Linked DNA regions of Homo sapiens: all the other regions are linked to region 6. A link is a loop called in an ENCODE intact Hi-C map of the cell type or tissue named here. Cell type or tissue: IMR-90. All regions are shown on one strand. Region 1 has its middle 5.3 kb from the start of PSG11. Region 2 has its middle 28 kb from the start of PSG1. Region 3 has its middle 5.4 kb from the start of PSG2. Region 4 has its middle 5.7 kb from the start of PSG1. Region 5 overlaps PSG7 (pregnancy specific beta-1-glycoprotein 7). Region 6 has its middle 28 kb from the start of PSG8.

Evidence for each region. Peaks named below come from ENCODE experiments on the same cell type or tissue, not always from the same donor. Only the 100,000 strongest peaks of a DNase experiment are listed, where the experiment ranks them.
Region 1: a loop joins it to region 6, with 5 times the contacts of the local background. A loop is called at or near these places in 5 of 110 quality-filtered maps.
Region 2: it touches region 6 in a loop (5-fold over the local background); 13 of 110 quality-filtered maps call a loop at or near these places.
Region 3: a loop joins it to region 6, with 8 times the contacts of the local background. A loop is called at or near these places in 7 of 110 quality-filtered maps.
Region 4: a loop joins it to region 6, with 11 times the contacts of the local background. A loop is called at or near these places in 20 of 110 quality-filtered maps.
Region 5: it touches region 6 in a loop (13-fold over the local background); 6 of 110 quality-filtered maps call a loop at or near these places.

The regions. Positions count from the first base shown.
Region 1 is chr19:43,029,284-43,034,283 of GRCh38, forward strand. No RefSeq gene overlaps it. Among named protein-coding and RNA genes, the nearest start is that of PSG11, 5.3 kb to the left of the region's middle. In IMR-90, a CTCF peak has its summit at 2,583 (motif pointing left); a DNase peak (open chromatin) is centred at 2,548.
Region 2 is chr19:42,849,628-42,854,627 of GRCh38, forward strand. It overlaps the pseudogene PSG10P. Among named protein-coding and RNA genes, the nearest start is that of PSG1, 28 kb to the right of the region's middle. In IMR-90, no CTCF peak of the experiment used is centred here; DNase peaks (open chromatin) are centred at 1,514 and 1,964; H3K27ac peaks cover 3,566 bases.
Region 3 is chr19:43,085,551-43,090,550 of GRCh38, forward strand. No RefSeq gene overlaps it. Among named protein-coding and RNA genes, the nearest start is that of PSG2, 5.4 kb to the left of the region's middle. In IMR-90, a CTCF peak has its summit at 2,369 (motif pointing left); a DNase peak (open chromatin) is centred at 2,341.
Region 4 is chr19:42,882,949-42,887,948 of GRCh38, forward strand. No RefSeq gene overlaps it. Among named protein-coding and RNA genes, the nearest start is that of PSG1, 5.7 kb to the left of the region's middle. In IMR-90, a CTCF peak has its summit at 2,150 (motif pointing left); a DNase peak (open chromatin) is centred at 2,113; H3K27ac peaks cover 598 bases.
Region 5 is chr19:42,920,488-42,925,487 of GRCh38, forward strand. It overlaps PSG7 (pregnancy specific beta-1-glycoprotein 7), which reads right to left. Exons shown (of 6, transcript NM_002783.3): 6 at 3,645-4,337. The coding sequence ends at 4,321. Among named protein-coding and RNA genes, the nearest start is that of PSG6, 5.1 kb to the left of the region's middle. In IMR-90, a CTCF peak has its summit at 2,827 (motif pointing left); a DNase peak (open chromatin) is centred at 2,814.
Region 6 is chr19:42,791,243-42,796,242 of GRCh38, forward strand. No RefSeq gene overlaps it. Among named protein-coding and RNA genes, the nearest start is that of PSG8, 28 kb to the left of the region's middle. In IMR-90, CTCF peaks have their summits at 154 (motif pointing left) and 2,401 (motif pointing right); a DNase peak (open chromatin) is centred at 2,409; H3K27ac peaks cover 335 bases.

The sequences.
Region 1 (5,000 bases), 240 kb after region 6:
ATTGAAAAACTCATGCCTTTCATTGAAACACTGGGTCAGATGATGTATTCATGGGCTTCAGCTGCCATAACAAATGCCTTAGCCTGGGTGAATTACATAACAGAAATCTATTTTTCACAGTTCTGTGAATAATGTGCTATTCTAACCACTTTAAGATGCACAATCAAGTGAAATTAACCACATACACAGTGTTAAATTACCATCACCACTATTTTTCCTAGAAAATTTTTATCACTTTAAACTGAAACTTTGTATCTTTCAAACAATACCTCCCTGTATGTTCCACCCTAGACTTTGATCATCTCTACTCTGTCTCTATGAATTTGCCTATTCTTGATGTTTCATATAAATGGAATTATACAATGATGTTATTTTGTTTCTGACATATTTCACTTAGCATAATGTTTCCATAGTCCATGCATGTTCCAGTGGGTGTCAGAGCTTCATTCCTCTTTATGGCAGATTAACATTCTGTTGTATGTGTCACCATATTTATTTATTCATGCATTGATGAGCACTTGGATTGTTTTCATATTTAATCTTTTGTGAATAATGCTGCAATCAACACTATCATGCAAGTACCTGTTTGAGTCCTGGATTTAATTCTTTGGGTATATACCTAGGAATGGATGTTGTTTCAAATGAGAATTATATGATTAGCTTTTTGAGGAACAGCAAAACTGTTTCTCCTAGAGGCTGTACCTTTTTATATTCTCACGAGCAATATATGAGGATTCCAAATTCTACATAATACTGCTACTTGTTATTTAACATTTTAAAAGAATGGTAACCAGTTTTGTAGATGTGATGTGGTGTCTCATTGCAGCTTTGACTTTGTGTTTTCCTGATGACTAATGATGTTGAGTATCTTTTCATGTCCTTCTTGACTCTTTGTATATCTTCTTTGAAGAAATGTCTATTTGACTCTTTTGCCCATTTATAAATTGGATGATTTGTCCTTTCTTTATTGAGTTGTAGCTAGTTCTTTATATTATCTGAACATGAAAACTGCCTATATGTGGTTTGCAAATATTTTCTCTCATTCTGTGTCTATTAATTACTTTCTTGATAATTTCCTTTGATGTACAAAATGCTCACATCTTGATAAAGCCCAATATATCTTGTTTTTCTTCTTTCTCATGCTTTTGTATCATATCTAAGAATCCATTGCACATTTGAGGTCATCAATATTTACCTCTATGTCTACTTTGAGATGTTTTTATGGTTATAGGTCTTATATTTAACTCACTGATCAATTTTTTAGGGAATTGTTTGATACGGTGTGAGGTAGAGTTATCTAAATTCACTGTTTTGCATGTGGTTATCTAGTTGTTTCTGCACTATCATTAGAAAGGAGAATTGTTCCTCCATTAAGTTGTCTTGACACTCTCTTCAAAGACTAATTGACCATAAGTGTGAGGGTTTGCTTCTAGACTCTCAATTCTATCCCATTTGTCTTTATGTTCATTCTTTTGCCAGCAGCTTGTTTTAATAATTGTACTCCTTTGTGAGATTTCAAATAAGAAAGTTCAAGTCCTACAATTTATTTTGGCAAGATTCTTTTGGCTATTCAGGGATCCTTTTTTGAAAGGTGGGGAGGCGAATGTTTCACCATTGGGAAAGCCTTTTCTGTCTTCTTCATGGGGAAATTTGGGAGAGCCTTTTAAAAAACTTTATCTAAGTAGGTAAACTGTCACCACTTTATTTGCTGAAGTGCTATGTTAAAGTGTGCCTTGCCTCTTGTGGAAGAATTGTGAGACCCTGGAAGCACTTGCCCACGTGGTGAGAGACAGTGAGTTCCACGATGAGGGGCAGAGAGGACATTGTTTTGGGATACAATGTTGTTGGGGGAGGTGTATACATCTCAACTTCTTTATGTCTCTGTGCAGTGGGTGTAGGGAGCAGCCCCACAGGGTCGGTGGGTTTTTCTCCCCATGTGCAGAGATGAGAGATTGTAGAAACAAAGACACAAGACAAAGAGATAAAAGAAAAGACAACTGGGCCCGGGGGACCACTACCACCAAGACGCGGAGACCGGTAGTGGCCCCAAATGCCAGGCTGTGGTGATATTTATTGGATACAAGACAAAGTGTCAGGATAAGGAGTGTGAGCCATCTCCAATTATAGGTAAGGTCACATGGGTCACATGTCCACTGGACAGGGGGCCCTTCCCTGCCTGGCAGCCAAGGCAGAGAGAGAAAGAAGAAAGAGAGAGAGAGCTTACAGCATTATTTCTGCTTATTACAGACTTTTAGTACTTTCACTAATTTGCTACTGCTAACTAAACGGCAGAGGCAAGTGTACAGGATGGAACATGAAGGCGGACTAGGAGCGTGACCACTGAAGCACAGCATCATAGGGAGATGGTGAGGCCTCTGGATAACTGCAGGTGGACCTGAGTAATGTCAGGCCCTCCACAAGAGGTGGAGGGGTAGAGTCTTCTCTAAACTCCCCCAGGGAAAGGGAGACTCCCTTTCCCAGTCTGCTAAGTAGTGGGTGTGTTTCCTTGACACTGAGGCTACCACTAGACCAAGGTCTGCTTGGCAACAGGCATCTTCCCAGATTCTGGCGTTACCTCTAGACCAAGGAGCCCTCTAGTGCCCCTGTCTGGGCATAACAGAAGGCTCGCACTCTTGTCTTCTGGTCACTTCTCACTGTGTCTCCTCAGCTCCTATCTCTGTATGGCCTGGCTTTTCCTAGGTTATGATTACAGAGTGATGATTACTCTAATGTTGGAATAAAAAGTAATTCCTACCAACTAATGATTAATGATATTCACATATAATCATATCTAAGATCTGTATCTGGTATAACTATTCTTTTATATTTTATGATACTGGAACAGCTCATGCCCTGAGTCTCTTGCCTCAGCACCTGGGTGGCTTGCCGCCCACAAGTGGGCACCTCCATTGGACACAGTAGGTTTTGAAATCCTTGTTTATCCTCTGGGGTCTGGGTCTTGGCTTACCTGTTAGCTGCAGCTGAAAGAGGTGTCTGCTAAGGCAATGACACCTGTGGGGAGAAGAAGGGTTCAGCAGAGTGAAAGCAGCTGGGGCTCAGAAAAGCCAGGAAAGTCTGACTCTTAGAAACTGTGGGTTAGCAGATGGGTGTCCTCAGGGGTAAATGGGCCATGCCAGTAGCCACTGCAGTGGACTGGAAGAAGGTAAGTGATGCTGGGTATCCCATGTTCTGTCTCAGCTCTGCAGCTGAAGATTTGGGCCCTATGCTGGTACGGCCCTGCAGCAGGGGAAGGGTACACAGGAATGGCTGCATATCAGGACCAAGTCCATGTCATCTTCTTAGGCATTGTTACTGCAGATGGAGGATTCTGTTCAGAGACCTGGCCTGGACACATGGGAGGGCCCACCCCATTCTTTTAAAATTATTTTAAGAGAACAGTATTAGCAAATGTGGTACATGTTTTATTCTGCTAGAATCAGCATTACTGTCACGTTTTACAACGTATCTCTTAGGAAATCATGAGAGCCATCCACACAATGTGGATTTAAAGGGGACTCTACTATAATTTCAGCTTTCCTACTCTTTATAGAAACCATCTTCTCTGCAAACACACAGGCAATATCTCTGTGTTCATTTCTATTGGGAGCCCTGTATGCAAGGTGGAGAGAGCCACATTTCCCCGTGAGATGTTATGTAAAAGTTTGAGGTTGAGATGACATATCTGACACTCTGTTGTTACCCTCAGAAGCTACTACATGTGAAATTCTAATGACTGCATTATCCTGCCAAATGAAAGAGGCATGCATGAGCAAGGACAGTTAAGAGGGGCGAGAGCCTCATCATGATGGGGAGTCTTATTTTGACATCTTGGGGAGAACTGTCCACAGTGTGAAGTCATCAACTTGTTGTCCTGGTTTACAGTTTGAGCATCTGTTGTTATGCTGTCCAACATTTTGGTGAGTTCTGAGTGGCTCACACTTCAGGTACAAGAATTTTCCCATGAAATTTACATTGAGTTGTCCTCCTCCCACTTATAGGGCTTCTGGAACAGAGTGGGTCTTGGTCTTAGTGATTCCATGGGAGAAAATGGAATTGGAGGAACTAGTAGAATTCAGGGTAATGTCCAGTCTACAGGTGAATAATAAAAACACAGAAACAATGAACAGAGCTGCAATCTCATAACCGGTATACTACAGTTTTTATTTTCCACATAATTTTTCTCTCTATGGGCATCTCTAGTTTTACCAATGATAATTTCAGTAGAATAAGTTTGTTTGCAAAATAAGTTGAGTTTCTTCAAACATAGTCTGATTCTTTACATAAGTGCAGCAAGAGTAGCAATGAGCCAGATAGGCTCTCTTTTAAAATTTTCTTTGCTCTAAGTTTTTATAAGGAATCTGAGATTAGACTTTTACAAACCTCTTGAGAATAGGAAGCCAAACCAAGGCTGACTTCAGACTTTGCCTGCAGTTCATATTGGTTCATTCTAAATATATTCTTAAATATAACAACCCAGTCAAAGCCTTGGTAATATAACAAATGATTTCAAATATGTCCTGTTAAAAATAGAGCAGATTGTTACTGTACTTGTGCAAATATGTGTATTACCTTAAACATATCAACACTCATGAATAGTTGCCCAATTCTGGGGCAGTCAGCTAGACAGCAAAAGTAAGTGTTTCAATTATTGTTCCCAGAAGTATAGTTTATTGAACTGCTATAAGCTATAGATAGATTAAAAAAATTCCATGAATCTAGAAAATAAAACATTTAAAGAATCAGCAAATTTTCAAATAAAAATCTTAAAAACATTATCCTCATTATGATCAATTATTTCAATGAAATCAATGTTTTTCCTGCTTGGTAGGCTTAGAATTTTCTGAAGATATCAGCCTGTTTGTTAAAGGTTTGTAAGTTCTTAGACAGTCCAGTGGTATAATCTGAAAGTTATCAGAAACTTGTATTAAAGTCTACTTGTCAGCATCTTTTCCATAAATCTCCTTGAAAAGGAAGCAATTTTGGACTGTAGCTGATTGGAA
Region 2 (5,000 bases), 58 kb after region 6:
GAGTTTTGAGCATTTCAGATTGTGGATTTCTGGATTTCAGATGCTCAATTTGTAATACTGTAATTTTCCCATAAAAAGTTTTCAGGACTTTAGACCTCATGTTATGTTCTGACTCTAGTAACAAAAAAAAATTTGGAGGAAACATTGAAATGTTTTCATAAGTGGGAATTTTTACTGATGGTCCAAACATCTGAGATCAATTGCTGGTAGTAGTATTTCTCTTGAGGCCAACATAAGGTTTAGGTGTGCCATGAATTCCAGCAGGATCACATTATGCTCAAAGAAAGATGCCAAAGGTGATTTGAAATTAGCAACTCCTTAAGTAGAGAGAGTCCCGTTAAAAGGACAAAACTGGGTAGTGTGTCAATTACATAAAGGGAGGAATGATGCCAAATTAAAAGAAGTGATGTGTGTTATGTTAGTAAATATAGAAAGAACTCCCTGCTTCTGCTTTCTGTGCCGAGTTAGGAAAAATCGGGAGGAGCACAAAGCAGGTATGTGAAATACTTTCTTCGTTCTCTCTTAAGTTCAGGAAATAACACTAGAGTTTAAGTTTGTGTGAATTAGGAAGAGTCTAAGTGAGATGCCAATGGCTCGTGTGTCTCCCCACAGGAAGAACTCGAACTTATGAAAGCAGCATCATCATGAGGAAACAGTTGTATGTGGCACAGGCAGTAATACCATCAGATAGCACCCACCTGGCCACCTCCAGCTGGTCCCCAAAACCACCAGTATTCCCATTACATGTAGGTTACAGCCTTTGTAGTTGTCCCACAACAAAGAAATTTAAAAATTGCTATTGTCAAAACAAAATATTAAATATGAAGGCGAATATGTTGTTCCACTTTTTTTCCCCACTCTTTTTGACCTTTCTTGTTTCAGTTTTGGAAGTTTCTATTGACACATCCTCAAGCTAGGGATTCTTTCCTCAGCTCTGTGCAGTCTACCAGTAAGCATCAAAAGCATTCTTCATTTCTCTAACAGCATTTTTTATTTTCTGAGACAGAGTCTCACTCTGTCACCCCGGCTGGAGTGCAGTGGCATGATCTCAGCTCACTGCAAGTTCCGCCTCGCGGGTTCATGCCATTCTCCTGCCTCAACCTCCCAAGTAGCTGGCACTACAGGTGCCCACCACCAAGCCCAGCTAATTTTTTGTATTTTTAGTAGAGACGGGGTTTCACCATGTTAGCCAGGATGGTCTCTATCTCGTGAACTTGTGCCCGCCTTGGCCTCCCAAAGTGCTGGGATTATAGGCATGAGCCACTGTGCCCAGCCATCTCTGAAGGATTTTAACGAGTTGTTGACTTTTGAGTTTGTTCAGTTTTTACTTAGCGTTAGAACCGAGTGACAAATTTCAAGCTTGTTATATGCCTGACAGGAAGCCAGAAGTCTCTAGGAAGTGACTGGAGAATGTGAGCTCCACAGCAGGTTGAGGATGGAGTCACGAGTGAAATGAGCCCATGGGCTTTGGGGACTGCAGGCCTGTCCAGCCTCTGACACCCTGGTGAGTCAGAGCAAAGATTACAACAGTGACAGGAAACTAGCGTGGCTGACTCCATCTGGCATCTAGTCTCAGGCTGGCTGTCCTCACTCATTCCTGGGCATAGGCCAGGCTAACATTGGGAGGAATTTAGTTTATGGTTTAACTTTGAAACAAGAAAGATAATAGTACCTCCATAAAACTAACACCCTTACTTTGCCCAGGGGCTGCCTTTCTAAAACTAGTGAAAGACCATGAGATTGAGATTATAGGAGGGAACCGAATTCTGCTACAATGTAGGCACAGTTTCTATAATCCCTGACTGATCAAATGTCATTTGGCCAGAGTTTACAAAATTTGTAACTAATTGCTCCCATAGATAACATCACTATTGCAGAACGTGAGATTAGTCTTTTGAGATGTTTTTCATTCTTTTGCATTCTGGCAACTGGCTGACCTCATCCATACCCATGACTAATGGCTCAGCCAGCCATGTGGTCCCTACCTAGAAGTGGATTCAAGCACAAACAGTTCATTTCCCTCCGCCCGCATGATTCCATCACCAAACAATCAGCAGTACTCATTTTTTAGTCCTGTGTCCCTGAAATCATCCTTGGAAATGTCTAACACCTGATCCACTGGGGAGGCTGATTTGAGTAATAATAAACCTCTGTCCTCCTGTTTGGCAGACTTGGAGTCATTAAAATCTTTCTTTACTACAAACCACCATTTCAATAATTTTTTTTTTGTGTGTGTGTTTGTGTCTGTGTGTGCAGAAGGCCAGAAGAACTTGTCTGGCAATGATAACAGTGGATGGAGAACTGCCTATCCCTGTCCCATGGTCTTGTCCACAGGTCAGCCTCACAAAGGGAAAGAGCCCTAGATGGGAATACATTGGAAGCTCATTCTCTTAGTGACCTGGGGACATTGGCTGGAGATAAAGCCCGGCAGGAGTGGCAACTCCAGGTGATTTCTACACCTTTCCTATTTCCTGGGAGGTGGGCCAGGCCACAGTGTTAGCAGGAAGGGAACAGAACTGCCAGACTAATTAGAGGGAGTGTCTGGGGAAGGCCTAGGTGTGGAGGAAGAAGCTGTGCAGGACAGGGCTTGCCAGTCAGAATGAAGTGGGAGGAAGATGAGGGACACAGAGAAGCAGAGAGAGGCAGAGACACCATGGCAGTGAGCAGTGAGGGAGACACTGACTTCAGAGACCCCAGGTACCAGGTGCCCCCATTTCCTCAGTCCAGGACCAAGGAGCCCTGAGAACCCTCCGGTGGCCAAAGAGCTTCAGAGTTGCATGAGGTGGGGTGGCTTTAGGGGCAAGAGGTAGTAGGGGGATGAAACATGGGTGTCAGCCTCTGAAGGACAAGGGACAGGTGTGGCTAGGACCTCCTAGGATTCTGCATCCAAGATCCAGTCTCTAAAGAGGTTTTGGATCATTCATTTCTTCATTTGATTCCTTCATTTGTTATGTGAGAGCTCCTGAGTATGTGTCTCTGGCTGGGCCTGTGCTGGTGCAGGGTGTGAGTGGGGAAAGAAAACAAGGTCCTCTCCTTGATCCTCTCATGACAGTAACATGGACACTTTGGGAAACACAGGATTTCAGGTTCAGTGATGGGGGTTAAGATCTGAGGGGGAGGCCTGGACATTTTTTTTGCACTGACTCTGATGGTTGAGGCAGGTGATTTAGTTCTGGAGTACAGACTAATCAGCTGACCATTTGCTCTCACTCCTCTGAGGTTTGGATGCCTAAGAAGAGAGGATTTGAGCCAATAAATGACTATGGGGTGCTTGAAACCCAGTAAGCCCTCACTTCTGGTGGAGGAGAGGATGGGCCTGTGGCTGCAGACAGACCTCATGTGACCCTGATCTCCCCTTTGGGTTTGTGTGACTCTGGTTCAAAGACTGTGCCTTCCTGTGCCTCTGTTTTCTCTCAATCAAATAAGTTAACTGGCAAATGGACTGTGGCTTTTCATGCTATCTGTGAATAAATGTTAAAGTATTCACAGTCACCTGACTTAATGCTTGGCACAGTGGAGGTGTTCACACAAACAGCATTTATTATTAATTTGCTTCCATGAGAAAGCACATTTATGTCAGATCCCTGTGGACAAGCTGCTACCAGTTACACCTTCTCTCTTCTGTTTCTGCTTCCGGGAACATTAGACTTTCTATGGACTGTCCTGAGCCTCCCAAGGCAGTTGGCTGATGGCCTACAAAGCTTGTCTTTCTGTCCTCTCCACTCTGAATGTCAGGTGAAGAAAGCTCTGTCCTTGCCCAGATGAGGCTCTGAGGGCTGAGCCCTAGCTGGTGAACAGCTGCAGGAGACACAGTCCTCAGACAGCTGGAAAACCCTTGGTCCCAGTAAGCCCTGCCCAAGAAGCCACAACCCAGCCCCAGTACAGGCTCCTTAGATTTATCTGCAGCAAGGATTTAGGGACAAGGGTCTGGGGTTGAGGCTTCTAGGGCTGAGCTTCTCTGAGAGTATCTCAGGTGGCCTCTCAGGCCAAGCCCTACTCAGTTATCCAGGGTCTTTCTCAGGGTCAAATTTATGAAGAGGGCATGAGGTGCCTGGCTGAGACTGATCTCCTCCTGCTGAGTCCCCCCATCAGACTGTCCTTCCTCTGCAGCGAGTGTCTGCAGGGTCTGGATGTGGGAAAGGAATTCTGATCTGTTGAAATTTGTCTCCTCTGTGTGTGTCCTGCACTAAATGCCCAAACTCCAGCATGGGACATAATGCAGAGGGGGACACAGGCACAGTCCAGGCCTGACAATCCTGTGTGTGTGAAGTAGAAGTGACCCCTGTCCCCCAACACCCAGGGATCATGTGGAATCACTTACGGTATAAGGTGAAGGTGAAATTTCCAGTTACTCCTCTAGTCCCATCACCTCGCTGTATGATGTGTAAGGTGTAGGATACTCCGTCCTCCCGGGTGACATTCTGGATCAGCAGGGATGCATTGGAATATACTGTTTCTCGTCCACTGTATGCAGGCCCATATGTAATTCTTTGACCGTCTACTACATATGATGTAATGTAATGGTAGAGGTCCCTTATTTGCCCTTTCTACCACATGTAACCAGTAAGATTCTGGGGCAAATTGTGGACAAGTAGAAGAACATCCTTCCCCTCGGAAACTTTGGGTGGCTGGGCTTCAGTCGTGACTTGGGCAATGGTAGGTGGGTTCCAGAAGTTTAAAAGTGATGCTAGGAGGTGGAGAGAGCATCAGTCAATATTGAGACCTGTGTATTGGTGTGAAAACATGGGGCCCTGGGTCCTGAGAAGGTCTCTTCAGTCCTCAGCCTTGACAACACAGACACACACACACATACAAACACACACACACACACACAAAAGCGGCATGTGTGATTGTGTGTGTGTATGTGTGTGTGTCCTACTGTCCTACTAGGTCAAGGTCAGCAGCATGACGCCCATTCCTTCAACACTTCTGACCTTGGCATTTTTCTGTTTGGAATCCTCTTCCCCAGGGGTCCGCATGGCCCCCTCCACACTGCCCTC
Region 3 (5,000 bases), 290 kb after region 6:
TAACAAACACCTTAGCCTGGGTGAATTAAATAATAGAAATCTGTTTTTCACAGTTCTGTGAATAATATGCTATTTTAACCACTTTAAAATCCACAATCAAGTGAAATTAACCACATACACAGTGTTAAATTACCATCACCAGTATTTTTCCTAGAAAATTTTTATCATTTTAAACTGAAGCTTTGTATCTTTTAAACAATAACTCCCTGTATGTTCCACCCTAGACTTTGATCATCTCTACTCTGTCTCTATGAATTTGCCTATTCTTGGTGTTTCACATAAATGGAATTATACAATTATGTTATTTTGTTTCTGACACATTTCAGTTAGCATAATGTTTCCAAAGTCCATGCATGTTCCAGCGGGTGTCAGACCTTCATTCCTCTTTATGGCAGATTAACATTCTGTTGTGTGTGTCACCATATTTATTTATTCATGTGTTGATGAGCACTTGGATTGTTTTCATATTTTATCTCTTGAATAATGCTGCAATCAACATTCCTATGCAAGTGCCTGTTTGAGTCCCTGGATTTAATTCCTTGGGTGTACACCTAGGAATAAATGTTGGGCCAAATGAGAATTCTATGATTAGCTTTTTGAGGAAAAGCAAAACTCTTTCTCCTAGGGGCTGTACTTTTTATATTCTCACCAGCAATGTATGAGGATTCCAAATTCTACATAATGCTGCTACTTGTTATTTAACATTTTAAAAGAATGGTAGCCAGTTTCGTAGGTGTGATGTGGTGTCTCATTGCAGCTTTGACTTTGTATTTTCCTAGTGACTAATGATGTTGAGTATCCTTTCATGTCCTTCTTGATGTGGTTTGCAAATATTTTCTCTCATTCTGTGTCTATTAATTATTTTCTTGATAAGTTTCTTTGATGTACAAAAGGCTCACATCTTGATAAAGCCCAATTTATCTTTTTTTCTTGTTTCTCATGCTTTTGTATCATATCTAAGAATCCATTGCACATTTGAGGTCATCAATATTTACCTCTATGTCTATTTTAAGATGTTTTTATGGTTATAAGTCTGATATTTAACTCAGTGATTAATTTTTTAGAGAATTGTTTGATATGGTGGAAGCTAGAGTAATCTAAATTCACTGTTTTGCATGTGGTTATCTAGTTGTTTCTGCACTATCATTTGAAAGGAGAGTTGTTCATCCATTAAATTGTCTTGACACCCTCTTCAAAGAGTAATTGACCATAAGTGTGAGGGTTTATTTCTAGACTGTCAATTCTATCCCATTTTTCTTTATGTCCATTCTTTTGCCAGCAGCTTCTGTTTTAATAATTGTACTCCTTTGTGAGATTTCAAATAAGAAAGTTCAAGTCCTACAATTTATTTTGGCAAGATTGTTTTGGCTATTCAGGTGTCCATTTTTGAAAGATGGGGAAGCTAATGTTTCACAATTGGGAAAGTCTTTTCTGTCTTCTTCAGGGGGAAATTTGGGAGAACATTTTAAGAAACTTTATCTAAGTAGGTAAACTCTCACCACTTTATTTGCTGAAGTGCTATGTTAAAGTGTGCATTGCCTATTGTGGAAGAATTGTGAGACCCTGGAAGCACCTGCCCACGTGGTGAGAGACAGTAAATTCCATGATGAGGGGCAGAGAGGACATTGTTTTGTGATACAATGTTGTTGGGGGAGTTGTATACATCTCAACTTCTTTATGTCTCTATACAGTGGGTGTAGGGACCAGCCCCACAGGGTCAGTGGGTTTTTCTCCCCGTGTGCAGAGACGAGAAATTGTAGAAATAAAGAAACAAGACAAAGAGATAAAAGAAAAGACAACTGGGCCTGGGGGACAACTACCACCAAGATGCGGAGACCAGTAGTGGCCCCGAATGCCAGGCTTCGCTGATATTTATTGGATATAAGACAAAGGGGCAGGATAAGGAGTGTGAGCCATCTCCAATGATAGGTAAGGCCACATGTGTCACGTGTCCACTGGAGAAGGGGCCCTTCCCTGCCTGGCAGCCAAGGCAGAGAGAGAGAGGAGAAAGAGAGAGCTTACACCATTATTTCTGCTTATTAGAGACTTTTAGTACTTTCACTAGTTTGCTACTGCTAACTAAACAGCAGAGCCAGGTGTACAGGATGGAACATGAAGGCAGACTAGGAGTGTGACCACTGAAGCACAGCATCACAGGGAGACGGTCAGGCCTCCAGATAACTGCGGGTGGACCTGACTCATGTCAGGCCCTCCACAAGAGGTGGAGGAGTGGAGTCTTCTCTAAACTCCCCCAGGAAAAGGGAGACTCCCTTTCCCGGTCTGCTAAGTAGCGGGTGTTTTTCCTTGACACTGAGGCTACCACTAGACCACGGTCTGCTTGGCAATGGGCATCTTTCCAGACGCTGGCGTTACCGCTAGACCAAGGAGCCCTCTAGTGGCCCTGTCTGGGCATAACAGAAGGCTCGCACTCCTGTCTTCTGGTCACTTCTCACTATGTCTCCCCAGCTCCTATCTCTGTATGGCCTGGCTTTTCCTAGGTTATGATTATAGACCAAGGATTATTATAATATTGGAATAAAGAGCAATTGCTACCAACTAATGATTAATGATATTTATATATAATCATATCTAAGATCTATATCTGGTATAACTATTCTTCTTTTACATTTTATTATACTGGAACGGCTCGTTCCCTCAGTCTCTTGCCTCGGCACCTGGGTGGCTTGCCGCCCACAAGTGGGCATCTCCATTGGACACAGTAGGTTTTGAAATCCTTGTTTATCCTCTGGGGTCTGGGTCTTATCTTACCTGTTAGCTGCAGCTGAAAGAGGTGTCTGCTAAGGCAATGACACCTGTGGGGAGAAGAAGGGTTCAGCAGAGTGAAAGTAGCTGGGACTCAGAGAAGCCAGGAAAGTCTGACTCTTAGAAACTATGGGTCAGCAGATGTGTGTCCTCAGGGGTAAATGGGCCATGCCGGTAGCCACTGCAGTGGACTGGAAGAAGGTAAGGGCTGCTGGGTATCCCATGTTCTGTCTCAGCTCTGCAGCTGAAGATTTGGGCCCTGGGCTGGTACGGCCCTGCAGCAGGGGAAGGGTATACAGGAATGGCTGCATATCGGGACCAAGTCCATGTCATCTTCTTAGGCATTGTTACTGCAGATGGAGGATTCTGTTCAGAGACCTGGCCTGGACACATGGGAGGGCCCACCCCATTCTTTTAAAATTATTTTAAGAGAACAGTATTAGCAAATGTGGTACATGTCTTATTCTGCTAGAATCAGTATTACTGTCATGTTTTACCATGTATCTCTTAGGAAATGGTGAGAGCCATCCACACAATGTGGATTTAAAGGGGACTCTACTATAATTTCAGCTTTCCTACTCTTTATAGAAACCATCTTCTCTGCAAACACACAGGCAATATCTCTGTGTTCATTTCTACTGGGAACCCTGTATGCAAGATGGAGAGAGCCACATTTCCCCCTGAGATGTTATGTAAAATTTGAGGTTGAGATGACATATCTGACACTCTGTTGTTACCCTCAGAAGCTACTACATGTGAAATTCTAATGACTGCATTATCCTACCAAGTTAAAGAGGCAGGCATGAGCAAGGACATTTAAGAGGGGTGAGAGCCTCATCATGATGGGGAGTCTTGTTCTGACATCTTGGGAAGAAATGTCCACAGTGTGAAGTCATCAACTTGTTGTCCTGGTTTACAGTTTGAGCATCTGTTGTTATGGTGTCGAAAATGTTGGCGAGTTCTGAGTGGCTCACGCTTCAGGTACAAGGGTTTTCCCATGAAATTTACATTGAGTTGTCCACCTCCAGCTTATAGGGCTTCTGGAACAGAGTGGGTCTTGCTCTTTGTGATTCCATGGGAGAAAGTGGAATTGGAGGAACTAGTAGAATTCAGGGAACTGTCCAGTCTACAGGTGGATAATAAAAACACAGAAACAATGAACAGAGCTGCAATCTCATAACCGGTGTACTACAGTTTTTATTTTCCACATAATTTTTCTCTCTATGGGCATCTCTAGTTTTACCAATGATAATTTCAGTAGAATAAGTTTGTTTGCAAAATAGGTTGAGTTTCTTCAAACGTGGTCTGATTGTTTACATAAGTGCAGCAAGAGTATCAATGGACCATGTAGGGTCTCTTTTAAAATTTTCTTTGCTGTAAGTTTTTATAAGGAATCTCAGATTAAACATTTACAAACCTCTTGCGAATAGGAAGCCAAAGCAAGGCTGACTTCAGACTTTGCCTACAGTTCATATTGGTTCATTCTATCTATATTCTTAAATATAAAATTCCAGTCAAAGCTTTGGTAATATAACCAATGATTTCAAATGTGTCGTGTTAAAAAGAGAGCAGATTTTTACTATACTTGTGCAAATATGTGTATTACCATAAACATATCAATACTCCTGAATAGTTGCCCAATTCTGGGGCAGTCAGGTAGACAGCAAAAGTAAATGCTTCAATTATTGTTCCCAGAAGTATAGTTTATTGAACTGCTATAAGCTATAGATAGATTAAAAGAAAACAATTCCATAAATCTAGAAAACAAACCATTTAAAGAATCAGCAAATTTTCAAATAAAAGTCATAAAAACATTATCCTCATTATTATCAATTGTTTCAATGAAATCAATGTTTTTCCTGCTTGGTAGGCTGAGAATTTTATGAAGATATCAGCCTGTTTGTTAAAGTTTTGGAAGTTTTTGACAGTCCAGTGGTATAATGTGAAAGTTATGAGAAACTTGTATTAAAGAGTTCTTGTCAGCATCGTTTCCATAAATCTCCTTGAAAAGGAAGCAATTTTGGACTGTAGCTGATTGGAAATGCTTTGAGGAAGAATAAAAACAACATCTGTGAATGACAAAGATTTTAAATGACTATGGTTAAAACTCTGATGAGAATTCATTATGATAACACAGCTCACATAAAAAGTTAGTTATTTCTGTGGTATATGACATTAATGGCTGATAACATATTTAATTTCTAGGAATCTCATACAATTTCTGGAACAATCATATC
Region 4 (5,000 bases), 92 kb after region 6:
TCCTCTTTATGGCAGATTATCATTCTGTTTTATGTGTCACCATATTTGTTTATTCATGTGTTGATGAACACTTGGATTGTTTTCATATTTTATCTTTTCTGAATAATGCTGCAATGAACATTCCCATGCAAGTACCTTTTTGAGTCCGTGGATTTAATTCTTTGGGTATATACCTAGGAATGGATGTTATTTCAAATGAGAATTCTATAATTAGCTTTTTGAGGAACAGCAATACTCTTTCTCCTAGCTGCTGTACTTTTTTATATTCTCACCAGCCATGTATGAGGATTCCAAATTCTACATAATGCTGCTACTTGTTATTTAACATTTTAAAAGAACGGTAGCCAGTTTTGTAGGTTTGATGTGGTGTCTCATTGCAGCTTTGACTTTGTATTTTCCTAATGACTAATGATGTTTAGTATCTTTTCATGTCCTTCTTGACTATTTGTATATCTTCTTTGAAGAAATGTATATTTGAGTCTTTTGCCCATTTATAAATTTAATGGTTTCTCCTTTTGTTACTGAGTTGTAGCTAGTTCTTTATATTATCTGGACATGAAAACTGCCTATATGTGGTTGTCAAATATTTTCTCTCATTCTGTGTCTATTAATTATTGTCTTGATAATTTTCTTTGATGTACAAAAGGCTCACATCTTGATAAAGCCCAATTTATCTTGTTTTTCTTGTTTCTCATGCTTTTGTATCATATCTAAGAATCCATTGCACATTTGAGTTCATCAATATTTACCTCTATGTCTATTTTAAGATGTTTTATAGGTCTGATATTTAACTCACTGATGAATTTTTCAGAGAATTGTTTGATATGGTGGGAGGTAGAGTTATCTAAATTCACTGTTTTGCATGTGGTTATCTAGTTGTTTCTGCATTATCATTAGAAAGGAGAATTGTTCCTCCATTAAATTTTCTTGACACCCTCTTCAAAGAGTAATTGACCATAAATGTGAGGGTTTATTTCTAGACTCTCAATTCTATCCCATTTTTCATTATGTCCAGTCTTTTGCCAGCAGCTTGTTTTAATAATTGTACTCCTTTGTGAGATTGCAAATAAGAAAGTTCAAGTCTTACAATTTCTTTTGGCAGGATTGTTTTCACTATTCAGGGGTACTTTTTTGAAAGATGGGGAGGACAAAGTTTCACAATTGGGAAAGCCGTTTCTGTCTTCTTCAGGGGGAAATTTGGGAGAAGCTTTTAAGAAACTTTATCTAAGTAGGTAAACTGTCACCACTTTATTTGCTGAAGTGCTATGTTAAAGTGTGCATTGCCTCTTGTGGAAGAATTTTGGACCCTGGAAGCACTTGCCCACGTGGTGAGAGACAGTGAATTCCACGATGAGGGGCAGAGATGATGTTGTTTTGTGATACAGTGTTGTTGGGGGAGTTGTATACATCTCAACTTCTTTATGTCTCTGTAAAGTGGGCATAGGGAGCAGCCCGCAGGGTCGGTGGGTTTTTCTCCCCGTGTGCAGAGACGTGAGATTGTAGAAATAAAGACGCAAGACAGAGAGATAAAAGAAAAGACAGCTGGGCCCGGGGGACCACTACCACCAAGTCATGGAGACAGATAGTGGCCCTTAATGCCAGGCTGTGCTGATATTTATTGGATACAAGACAAAAGGGCAGGATAATTAGTGTGAGCCATCTCCAGTGATAGGTAAGGTCACGTGGGTCACGTGTCCACTGCACAGGGGGCCCTTCCCTGCCTGGCAGCTGAGGCAGAGAGAGGGAGGAGAAAGAGAGAGAGAGCTTACAGCATTATTTCTGCTTATTAGAGACTTTTAGTACTTTCACTAATTTGCTATTGCTAACTAAACAGCAGAGCCAGGTGTACAGCATGGAACATGAAGGCGGACTAGGAGCGTGACCACTGAAGCACAGCCTCACAGGGAGATGGTCAGGCCTCTGGATAACTGCGGGTGGACCTGACTAATGTCAGGCCCTCCACAAGAGGTGGAGGAGTAGAGTCTTCTCTAAACTCCCCTGGGGAAAGGGAGACTCCCTTTCCCGGTCTGCTAAGTAGCGAGTGTTTTTCCTTGACACTGAGGCTACCACTAGACCATGGTCCGCTTGGCAATGGGCATCTTTCCAGATGCTGGCATTATCGCTAGACCAAGGAGCCCTCTAGTGGCCTTCTGTGGGCATAACAGAAGGCTCGCACTCTTGTCTTCTGGTCACTTCTCACTCTTCCCTGCTTCCCTCTTCCAACCACTTCTGAGCTACAAATGAGAAGGAAGCGATCTGATTAAACAGGTGATGAGCAGAGTCACGTTCTGAGGGGATTTGCACTTTTAAAAGGAGATTAATGACCACATCTGACAATGTCACCCTGGAATCTTATGCAGAGTGACAGGGGAGTGGGGATGAGCTCCGTTCAGGTTCAGGAAGCGAGAGTTTGGATCTGAAGTACTTTTCAGATGCTGAAGTCATAGGAGCTTGCAGTTGCTTCCTGGGTGGAGCCATAAACAAACATCTCTTCTGCTGAGTGGGGTCTGAGAAGATAGAGGGAACGGTGACCCAGGAGCTCTGGAATTATCTGGCTGTGTTACACTTGCAGGACTACACATATTTAAGTGAAAACAACATGGTTTTCATCCACCTGGCTGACCTCTTAGCCTGCTTTCCTCTTATTGTTCCCTCGAAGGCATCATTTTTTGAAAGAGAAATTTAAACTCTGTCCATCTCATCCCCTTTGGACAAAAGTTGAGTCCTTTCTGAGCTCTTTCATCATCTGGAGTTTAAAAGCTTCCCCTCCTCTGTTAACTCTCTTTGAATCCCTCATGTCACACCAAACTTCAAAAGAGACAAATACTTTTGCATGACTCCCTGCAGGCTCCGTTTTGCCCTGTAGTGACAGCCCCATGTCTTGGCTTTCCTGATTGGAAAAACTTCTCAAGCTTTCTGCATTCATGATCTCTGCTTCTTCAGTGCAACCTTCTCCAGCTTGTCTCTGATCTCCAATGGTCCCTGCATTAATCCTGTCCAAGCCACAGGTGACCCTCATATCATCTCAGCTTCTACTTCCCAGTCTCTCTCTCTCTCTCTTTTTTTTTTGAGACAGGGGTCTCACTCTGTTGCCCAGGTTGGTCTCAAACTGTTGAGCTCTAAAGATCCTCTGGCCTCATCTTCCTGAGTAGCTGGTAGGGGTGTGAGCCCTTCTGCTTGGTCTCCAGTCCTTTGCTTTTCTTTTTTGACCTATACAACATTTGGTGGTTGATGTCCATGTTCATGTAATTGTCTTCTCTGGCTTCTTGGGGCCACCATGCATTCCCTTCTCCCTCTTTTCATTTATTATCTTTTCATCTAGTAAGACCCATCTTCCCCTGAATATGTATATTTTCCTCAAAGCAAGGATTGGCTTACCTTCACAAACTGAGTCTCCAATGACCACATAAACTGAAATGCAATAGAAATCATGGACAGATGTGAGCTCCTCTTCTACTTCCTGTGTCCTCTGCAGGTTCTTCTCACCAACGTCACGTATTGTTAAGTAAGCCAGTGATGTTAAGTTAGAAAGTGGACTGATTCCATTAATTCATTTGGCATGTTCCGAAGTCCTCACCTGAGATCTATCTACTCTCCAAATTACACTTGTTAGTAATACAGGAAGATCTTTTTCACATGAGCTAATTAGGGTGAATACATGTAAGTGTTGGTAAGAAGTACTAGAAACACTGGAATTTGTGAGATTTCATTGAAGAACCAACTTCCACCCAGCCCTTCACATTGTTCTCTTTTGGTAGTTTCTTGTCATTTCCTCCTTTTATTATCAATAGAGCTGCTGTGAACATGCATGTACAAGTTTCTGGGTGGACATATGTTTTCATTTTTTGGGGGGTAGACATCAAAGAGTAGAATTGCTGGGTTGTATGATGAATCTGTGTTCCAACTTTTCAGAAACTGGACTTCTACTCCTTCCTGATTTCACCTTCCACGCCATTTCTGTAGTGAGGCCCACTCCTTGGCCTTATAAGACCTGAATTAAGTTAGGTGCCCAGAGCCGTTCTGTCATTGACTCTGTTCTTTCCCTTGCTAGCCTGTGTAATAATTGGCAATCAGACCTTTACGTGCGCAATGGTTTCATATGTCTCCCCAACTATATTACAAGTTCCACGGGGGCAGGGCTATGTCTATCTCCTTGACCTCTGTATCTGCGATGCCTAGCAGAGGGCTGTGAACACCGGTCACCCTCCATAAACACTGGGAGACAAACAAGGGAGTCAGTAGAGTTAGTTTTTTTGCCTTTTTACCCCCAGAACTCTTAGAATATGATTTGAGCTATTGCTTCAAGGAAGTCCTGGGGCAGATGATCATTCATAGATGACATGAGGGAGTGCACAGCACATGAGTTTGCAGGAAAATGCAAACCCCACATTGAAATTTGATCCCCAATGTTGGAGATGGGGATCTACATGGGGGTGTTTGGGTCATGGGGGCGGATCCCTCATGAATGGCTTGGTGCTGCCCTCATGGTAATGAGTGGGTTTTCTACTCAATCCTGCAAGAGCTGATTGTTAGAAAGAGCCTGGCACCTTCCTCTCCTCTTTCTCTTGCTTCTTCTCTCACCATGTCATCTGTGCACACAGCAGCTCCCCTTCCCATTCCACCATGAGTGGAAGCTCCCTGAGGCCTCACCAGAAGCAGATGCTGGTGCAATGCTTCTTGTATAGCCTGTAGAACTGTGAGCCAAATAAACCTCTTTTCTTTATAAATTATCCAGCTTCACTCAGGTATTCCTTTTTAGCAACACAAAACTGACTAAGACAGGGTATCAGGAGACCTAGCTTTGCCTGAATCTGAGAACTCCATCAGGAATCTTGGAACAATTTAGCCCACAGGTCCAAGGCTGATTTTTTGTCACAGTGAAGTTCAGGTAGTAAGAATTCTCACTGGTGGCTGTTGACGGTGGCGGTGGTGGGGATGGGTCATATGGAGAATTAGCAGTGGGAGACTAGAAATTAAAGTGGATAAAGGGAAGAATTAAA
Region 5 (5,000 bases), 130 kb after region 6:
GTCTGTGGCCTCCAGGTGTGCTGAGTGCTCCCTAGTGTCTGTAAGTAGTAAAAATACTTATATTTTCACGTTCTTGTTATATCATTATAGCCTCACATGCCATCCAGGGCCTGACATTGAGGCTGCCCTATGGGACTTGTGCTGGTTGAGCTTCTGCTGGAGCTCTTGTTTTGGGGCCTCTGGTTCTCCTGGGGACAGGAGCTTCCAGCTAACTTGATTGAAAACCTGATGCCTTTCATTGGAACACTGGGTCAGGTGATGTATTCATGGGCTTCACCTGCCATAACATAACCTTAGCCTGGGTGAATTAAATAATAGAAATCTATTTTTCACAGTTCTGTGAATAATGTGCTATTTTAACCACTTTAAAATGCACAATCAAGTGAAATTAACCACATACACCATGTTAAATTACCATCACCACTATTTTTCCTAGAAAATTTTTATCATTTTAAACTGAAACTTTGTCACTTTTAAACAATACCTCCCTGTATGTTCCACCCTAGACCTTGATCATCTCCACTCTCTCTCTATGAATTTGCCTATTCTTGATGTTTCATATAAATGGAATTATACAATTATGTTATTTTGTTTCTGACATATTTCACTTAGCATAATGTTTCCCAAGTCCATGCATGTTCCAGTGGGTGTCAGAGCTTCATTCCTCTTTATGGCAGGTTAACAATCTGTTGTATGTGTCACCATATTTGTTTATTCATGTGTTGATGAACACTTGGATTATTTTCATATTTTATCTTTTGTGAATAATGCTGCAATGAACATTCCCATGCAAGTACCTGTTTGAGGCCCTGGATTTAATTCTTTGGGTATGTACCTAGGAATGCCTGTTGTTTCAAATGAGAATTCTATGATTAGCTTTTTGAGGAACAGCAAAACTCTTTCTCCAAGTGGCTGTACCTTTTCATATTCTCACCAGCCATGTATGAGGATTCCAAATTCTACATAATGCTGCTACTTGTTGTTTAACATTTTAAAAGAATGGTAGCCAGTTTTGTAGGTGTGATGTGGTGTCTCATTGCAGCTTTGACTTTGTATTTTCCTAATGACTATAGATGTTGAGTATCTTTTCATGTCCTTCTTGACTATTTGTATATCTTCTTTGAAGAAATGTCTATATGAGTCTTTTGCCCATTTATAAATTGGATGGTTTGTCCTTTTGTTATTGAGTTTTAGCTAGTTCTTTATATTAACTGGATATGAAAACTGCCTATATGTGGTTTGCAAATATTTTCTTTCATTCTTTTCTATTAATTATTTTCTTGATAATTTCCTTTGATGTACAAAAGGCTCACATCTTGATAAAGCCCAACATATCTTGTTTTTCTTGTTTCTCATGCTTTTGTATCATATCTAAGAATCCATTACACATTTGAGTTCATCAATATTTACCTCTATGTCTAGTTTAAGATGTTTTTATGGTTATAGGTCTTATATTTTACTCACTCATCAATTTTTTAGAGAATTGTTTGATATGGTGGGAGGCAGAGTTATCTAAATTCACTGTTTTGCATGTGGTTATCTAGTTGTTTCTGTACTATGATTTGAAAGGAGAATTGTTCATCCATTAAATTGTCTTGACACCCTCTTCAAGGAGTAATTGACCATAAGTTTGAGGGTTTATTTCTAGATTCTTAATTCTATCCCATTTGTCTTTATGTCTATTCTTTTGCCAGCAGCTTATGTCTATTCTTTGGCAGCAGCTTCCATTTTAATAATTGTACTCTTTTGTGAGATTTCAAATAAGAAAGTTCAAGTCCTACAATTTATTTTGGCAAGATTGTTTTAGCTACTCAGGGGTACTTTTTTGAAAGGTGGGGAGGCCAATGTTTCACAATTGGGAAAGCCTTTTCTCTCTTCTTCAGGGGGAAATTTGGGAGAAGCTTTTAAGAAACTTTATCTAAGTAGGTAAACTGTCACCACTTTATTTGCTGAAGTGCTATGTTAAAGTGTGCATTGCCTCTTGTGGAAGAATTATGAGACCCTGGAAGCACTTGCCCATGTGGTGAGAGACAGTGAATTCCACGATGAGGGGCAGAGAGGACATTGTTTTGGGATACAGTGTTGTTGGGGGAGTTGTATACATCTCAACTTCTTTATGTCTCTGTACAGTGGGTGTAGGGAGCAGCCCCACAGGGTCGTTGGGTTTTTCTCCCTGTGTGTGGAGATGAGAGATTGTGGAAATAAAGACACAAGACTAAGAGATAAAAGAAAAGACAACTGGGCCTGGGGGACCACTACCACCAAGATGCGGAGACCGGTAGTGGCCCTGAATGCCAGGCTGCACTGATATTTATTGGATAGAAGACAAAGGGGCAGGATAAGGAATGTGTGCCATCTTCAATGATAGGAAATGCCACCTGTGTCACATGTCCACTGGACAGGGGGCCCTTCCCTGCCTGGCAGGTGAGGCAGAGAGAGGGAGGAGAATGAGAGAGAGAGCTTACAGCATTATTTCTGCTTATTAGAGACTTTTAGTACTTTCACTAATTTGCTACTGCTAACTAAATGGCAGAACCACGTGTACAGTATGGAACATGAGGGCGGACTAAGAGTGTGACCACTGAAGCACAGCATCACAGGGAGACGGTTAGGCCTCTGGATAACTGTGGGTGGACCTGACTAATGTCAGGCCCTCCACAAGAGGTGGAGGAGTAGAGTCTTCTCTAAACTCCGCCGGGGAAAGGGAGACTCCCTTTCCGGTCGGCTAAGTAGTGGGTGTTTTTCCTTGACACTGAGGCTACCACTAGACCACGGTCCACTTGGCAAAGGGTGTCTTCCCAGACGCTGGTGTTACCGCTAGGCCGAGGAGCCCTCTAGTGGCCCTGTCTGGGCATAACAGAAGCCTTGCACTCTTGTCTTCTGGTCACTTCTCACTATGTCTCCTCAGCTCCTATCTCTGTATGGCCTGGCCTTTCCTAGGTTATGATTATAAAGCGAGGATTATTATAATATTGGAATAAAGAGTAATTGCTACCAACTAACAATTAATGATATTCATATATAATCATATCTAAGATCTGTACCTGGTATAACTATTCTTCTTTTATATTTTATGATACTGGAACAGCTCATGCCCTGAGTCTCTTGCCTCAGCACCTGGGTGGCTTGCCGCCCACAAGTGGGCATCTCCATTGGACACAGTAGGTTTTGAAATCCTTGTTTATCCTCTGGGGTCTGGGTCTTGGCTTACCTATTAGCTGCAACTGAAAGAGGAGTCTGTTAAGTCAATGACTCCTGTACGGAGTAGAAGGTTTCAGCAGAGTGAAAGTAGCTGGGGTTCATAGAAGCCAGGAATGTCTGACTCTTAGAAACTGTGTGTCAGCAGATGGGTGTCCTCAGGGGTACATGGGCCATGCCAGTAGCCACTGCAGTGGACTGGAAGAAGGTAAGGGATGCTGGGTATCCCATGTTCTCTCTCAGCTCTGCAGCTGAAGATTTGGGCCCTGGGCTTGTACGACCCTGAAGCAGGGGAAGGGTATACAGGAATGGCTGCATATCAGGACCAAGTCCATGTCATCTTCTGAGGCATTGTTACTGCAGATGGAGGATTCTGTTCAGAGACCAGGCCTGGACACATGGGAGGGCCCACCCCATTCTTTTAAAATTGTTTTAAGAGAACAGTATTAGCAAATGTAGTACATGTTTTATTCTGCTAGAATCAGTCTTACTGTCACGTTTTACAATGTATCTCTTAGGAAATGGTGAGAGCCATCCACACAATGTGCATTTAAAGGGGAGTCTACTATAATTTCAGCTTTCCTACTCTTTATAGAAACCATCTTCTCTGCAAACACACAGGCAATATCTCTGTGTTCATTTCTATTGGGAGCCCTGTATGCAAGATGGAGAGAGCCACATTTCCTCCTGAGATGTTATGTAAAAGTCTGAGGTTGAGATGACATATCTGACACTCTGTTGTTACCCTCAGAAGCTCCTATACTACATGTGAAATTCTAATGACTGCATTATCCTGCCAAGTGAAAGAGGCAGGCACAAGCAAGGACAGCTAAGAGGGGTGAGAGCCTCATCATGATGGGGAGTCTTATTCTGACATCTTGGGAAAAGCTGTCCACAGTGTGAAGTCATCAACTTGTTTTCCTTGTTTACAGTTTGAGCAGCTGTTGTTATGGTGTTGAACATTTTGGTGAGTTCTGAGTGGCTCAGACATCAGGTACAAGGATTTTCCCATGAAATTTACATTGAGTTGTCCAACTCTGACTTATAGGGCTTCTGGAACAGAGTGGGTCTTGCTCTTTGAGGTTCCATGGGAGAAGATGGAATTGGAGGAACTAGTAGAATTCAGGGTAATGTCCAGTCTACAGTGGATAATAAAAACACAGAAACAATGAACAGAGCTGCAATCTCATAACAGGTGTACTACGGTTTTATTTTCCACATAATTTTTCTCTCTATGGGCATCTCTAGTTTTACCAATGATAATTTCAGTAGAATAAGTTTGTTTGCAAAATAGGTTGAGTTTCTTCAAACTTGGTCTGATTGTTTACATAAGTGCAGCAAGAGTAGCAATGGACTATGTAGGCTCTCTTTTAAAATTTTCTTTGCTGTAAGTTTTTATAAGGAATCTCAGATTAAACCTTTACAAAACTCTTGAGAATAGGAAGCCAAACCAAGGCTGACTTCAGAGTTTGCCTGCAGTTCATACTGGTTCATTCTAGCTATATTCTTAAATATAACATCCCAGTCAAAGCCTTGGTAATATAACCAATGATTTGAAATGTGTCCTGTTACAAAGAGAGCAGGTTGTTACTCTGTTTGTGCAAATATCTGTATTACCATAAACATATCAATACTCATGAATAGTTGCCCAATTCTGGGGCATTCAGGTAGAGAGCAAAAGTAAATATTTCAATTATCATTCCCAGAAGTATAGTTTATTGAACCACTATAAGCTAGAGATAGATTAAAAGACAAATTTCCATAAATCTAGAAAACTATCCACATAAAGAATCAGCATATTT
Region 6 (5,000 bases):
TAATTTAAGTGCTCTTGTAAGAACCATTTGTTTAGCTGATTGAGCACCTGCACCTGAAGGGAGATGTTATTTAGAGTGACTACTGCTTATCCTGCCATATATATTTCTTGCTTTACCAGCTGTTTGTTAGCTAAGAGCTCCCTCTAGAGGAAAGTAATTTTGCCACATTAAGTGGGGATGTAAACCGTTCTTTCCTAGGGTTAATTTGGAGGCTTTTCTGACTAGTAGAGCTATTGTGACAGTGGTTTGGAAGCAGATGTAAACAATAGGTCCTCCTAATGGCAAATAAGAGGTTGAGAAAAATATTGGATTAGAATTTTTCCTGAGACACCCCTTATGGTTGTGCTATGGGAAGAGGGGAGGCCTGGATAAGAAAGGAGAAAAGAGAGAGACTAGATCTAGTGTTTAGAAGGAGGTCTACTTTCCTCCCTATAATTTCCAGAATGACCTGTGTCTCCTGTGCTGTAATGGCAGTTTGAGCTGCTGGAGCCAGGGGTTTGAGCCCCAGGACCCATCAGTCTTGCTGGACCACTGTGAGACTGGTACTGAACCCAGTGACCTCCAACTCTGGGAGCAGTTGCATCTCCAGTGGTCTCCACCACAGGCTGGTCATTGTCAAGGTGGCTTCCTCTTGCTGTTTGGACACTCCTTCCTAAAAATGCCCTGGCTTGCCACACCGAGAGCAACTAGTGGATACACCTCTGGGATCCTGGACTTTGCAACTCTGCAAAGTAGCTATTAGAGGCTTTGTCCTTCTCTTGAGCTTTCTCTCTTTCTTCTGGGCCTTCTCCTGGTCCCTATTATAAAAGACTGAAGTGGCTACCCTCAGAAGGTTTTCCAAGGTGCTATGTGCTACTATAGCTTGCCTTTTGTAGGTTCCTTCTAATATTGGGAGCATTCTGTATAATAAACTTATCTTTTTGAATGGGCTGTCACTTGAGTGAATCAGGAGATAAAAAGGTGTGTGCTAATAGTGCCCCTCTTAACCTATCCATAAAGGCTGCAGGATTCTCCTCTGGCTTTGAGTCTATCATAGACAGTTTAGAGGAATTAAGAGGTCTGGCCTTAGTTTTTCTTTTCCATTCATCTGCTGAGCTATTGGGGCTTCAATCAGGGTTGCCAAGAGGTACTGCTTCACTTCTTATTTGGAATGGTGTTTCTGCTATTTCTTCACTTTCTGTATCTCCTTCCTTCCCTTTTGGTGTATTATAGGAGATATGTTGCTCATCTTCAAAATTCTCTGGTGCTTGTAGAGCTGGCTGTTTTTCAGTTACAGTTAGGGTTTGGTTTAGGAGCAGCATAACATCCTTCCATGTGAGGTGAAACACCTGACTTAAATTCTGGAAAGCTTCTATATACCTATCAGGATTGTCTGAAAATCAGCCTAAGTCTTACTTTATTTGCCTAAGGTCCTGTAATGAGAAGGGAACTTGGAGGGACCCCAAATTATGGGGATTCTTCTCAGATGGTTCCCTGGGAAGTTGCTTTTCTAATTCTAGGGGATTATTCTTTATAGGCCTTCCTGATATGGCTGTTAAAAAAATCTGGGTTGCTGTTACAATGCTTCTAAAGTTTTAGTAAAAATGCCCTGTCATTGTGCAAAATAGAATGAGTTGCTTTTCTCTTCAAAGTCCTGAGGTTAAAAGAGTTCTAGTGCCTCAGAGTGCACTCCAGAGGGGTGCAAACTGAAGATGCTCTGTTAGCCATCGAGAAAAAGAAGTGAGAATAAAAGTGTCCTTATAGTCCCCCTTCTTTCATTGTTACCCAGAGTCATGTGGAAGACAGTGGGAGCATCCCCCCAACTGTTTTCTCTCCTTGGTTCCTGAGTCCTGGCACTGTGTTAAATTTGCCACCCATGGTTGTAGGTGTGGCCCTCTAAGCCATGGAACTGGATAAATGAAGTGATGACATTAGCCACACTTTACCCATGCAGCCTTAGCTTATCTGCCTGTGATCTGCCTGGCCTCCTGAAAAATGGATCTCTGGTGAAATTGTAATAGTTGCCTTTGAGCAAGCTTTCTTTAAGAGAGGGAATGTGCCAGTTGCCAGTTATGGCCCATGCTAAAACACTTACCCTCAGAAAAGTGGTCCTGGTTGACTCTGTTCTTAAAATGTCCTTACTAATTAAATACTGTTCTAATTGGAGATAGAATAAGTACCTTAAATGAACGTAGGGACCTAATGGCAGTTTTTCCTGCTGATGGGACAGTATCGGAACTAAAATTTGGCTATGGAAGACATTTTACTCCTAACTGTTGAAAGCAGAGCTTTCCCATTCACAGAAAGGGCTTTTCTATCAGTGCAAAAAGAGAGAATTGGAAAAGTGCAGTGTTATGGCAAAGGACCAACAATGTGCCTCATAAGGAGGATTTATGTTTCCACTAGGTGACACTGTTGGCTTAGAAATACCAAGTGCTTACCAAAGGAAGGAGAGAGAGAGAGAAAGAGAGAGGGAGGGACCTATTGGGTTAGTTATTATACCATGTACCGATCTTTCCTAACAGAACTGTTTCCCTGAACCGTAAAAATTTCCACATATTGCAAACACAAAAAGAACAGGAGACATAGAGACCATGGATAGAAAGGAAGAACAAATTTGCAACAGGATAGCAAATTAGGAGACCCATTACCAACATCTGGATGAGCTGCCGGAAGCTGTGTTCAGTCCAGAAGCCTTTGAATAACATCAGGGTGTTTCCTGGCCAGAAATTCTCAGCTGCTCCATGACATCCCCCAGCGTCATGTGATGGTGAGGTTCTCCATGAAAGGAAACTAGTTTGAAGAGAACCTTGAAATTAAAGGACAGATTTGAGGTTTGCTCCATACTCACCATTCTGATGTTTCTATCTTCTGTTCTGATCACAATCCCAGATGAGAACTCCCAAATAAAATGGCTCTGTTTGGGAATCTATTCATGGTTCTTTGTCACACACTGAGAAAGAATTCGGGACATGGAAACACGTGAGGAGTGGGTTTAGGAGTGAAAAATTTAACAGACAATAAAGAAGAGAGAGAGAAAAAGCTTTCTCATACTGAGAAAGCAGTCACCCGAGAGAGGGTCTCCAATTTGTGGTGGAATGCAATTGATTTTGTACAGAGACTTGAGGAGGCAGTGATTGATTTACATAGGGTCCAGGGTATTGTTTTGACCAGGTGTGCTGTTTACGTAGCCCGAGAAAAGACTGGCCCTCCCACCTTAATCTTTTATTATGCCATTGTGGCTTCTACCTGGTGGTCATCATGACACCTGCACATATGGTGACAAGGAAAAAAGTGCAGGAACTGCCATATTGGGAGTACCTGGCTCTTAGTTGCCTGCATCTGTATATGCTTATCTATGCTTGCAGCCTGATCATTCAGTCTGTTTTCTGTTAGAAATGGTTTGGGGGCTGCGTTTTATTAAAGGAAAATTCCACCAAGAATTCTTTTACCCTTTCTAGCTGCCTAAAAATAATTTCTCAATAACTCCTGTATTAGGACCCCTTTAGGAAAACAGAAAAGAAGACACAGACTCTCCTGTAGGAAAGTAACCATAGTTTTTTTGTCATGGAGCCCCAAGAGTTGCAAGTGAACGGATTTCTCTCAGGTCTAAAACTCTGCTCTTTTCTCCATTGTGTTACCTGACCTCTTTGCCTTTTACATTACTTTGAACTGTAAAAATATTTGACCTTGTGTGTGTAATGGTTGCTGGGTCAGTGGTAAGAGCTATGGTTTTGAAAGTGACTAACAGTGATTATAATAAATTATTCTGGCTTCAGAGGGCTACTCATTTCCTTGCATGTTTAGATGCAAAAGACACAGTTTAAACAATTAGGGAAATGCCTTTGTAGCAAAGTACTCTGTGGAAGTGTTGCACAGTATGGTCCCCACTGCATTGTCCTCTTCTTGGGGACCTGGGATTCAGTGAAATCCTTGATTTTTAATGTCTAAATGTTGTCCCTTCCAACTGGTGCCCTTTTTTACATATTTAAATGATTAGAATCTAAAAATTGCAAAGACTTTGTTGGCCCTCTTCCTTAATGGGCTCTACCTTGAGCACAGTGATTCAGTTGAAGAAAAGAGACCAAATTAAAAGCTACATCTCTAAATAAACAACAGGTGCTGGAGAGGATATGGAGAAATAGGAACACTTTTACAGTGTTGGTGGGAGTGTAAACTAATTCAACCATTGTGGAAGTCAGTGTGGCGATTCCTCAGGGATCTAGAAGTAGAAATACCATTTGACCCAGCCATCCCATTACTGGGTATATACCCAAAGGATTATAAATCATGCTGCTATAAAGACACATGCACACATATGTTTATTGCGGCACTATTCACAATAGCAAAGACTTGGAGCCAACTCAAATGTCCAACAATGGTAGACTGGATTAAGAAAATGTGGCACATATACACCATGGAACACTATGCAGCCATAAAAATGATGACTTCCTGTCCTTTGTAGGGACATGGATGAAGCTGGAAACCATCATTCTCAGCAAACCATCGCAAGGACAAAAAATCAAACACCGCATGTTCTCACTCATAGGTGGGAATTGAACAGTGAGACCACATGGACACAGGAAGGGGAACATCACACACCAGGGCCTGTTGTGGGGTGGGAAGAGAGGGGAGGGATAGCATTAGGAGATATACCTAATGTTAAATGACGAGTTAATGGGTGCAGCACACCAACATGGCACATGTATACATATGTAACTAACCTGCCCGTTGTGCACATGTACCCTAAAACTTAAAGTATACTAAAAAATAAATAAATAAAACCCCGTGGTAAATTTCTATTATTTTTGTGTTACCTTGGCATCTCTTTTTAATCTTCCTTGAACACACCAAATTTTTTCTTGAAAAAGCTTAAGTTCTCTCTCTCTCTCTCTTTGCTTTGAGATGTAAATGTGCTATTTATTTTCTCTAAAACTCGGTAAAGCCTTCCTCAGATAAACGTTAACCTTTACCATTTACAAGAAAGCAATTTGAATCCAACTATCCTTTAAACTGGTGGG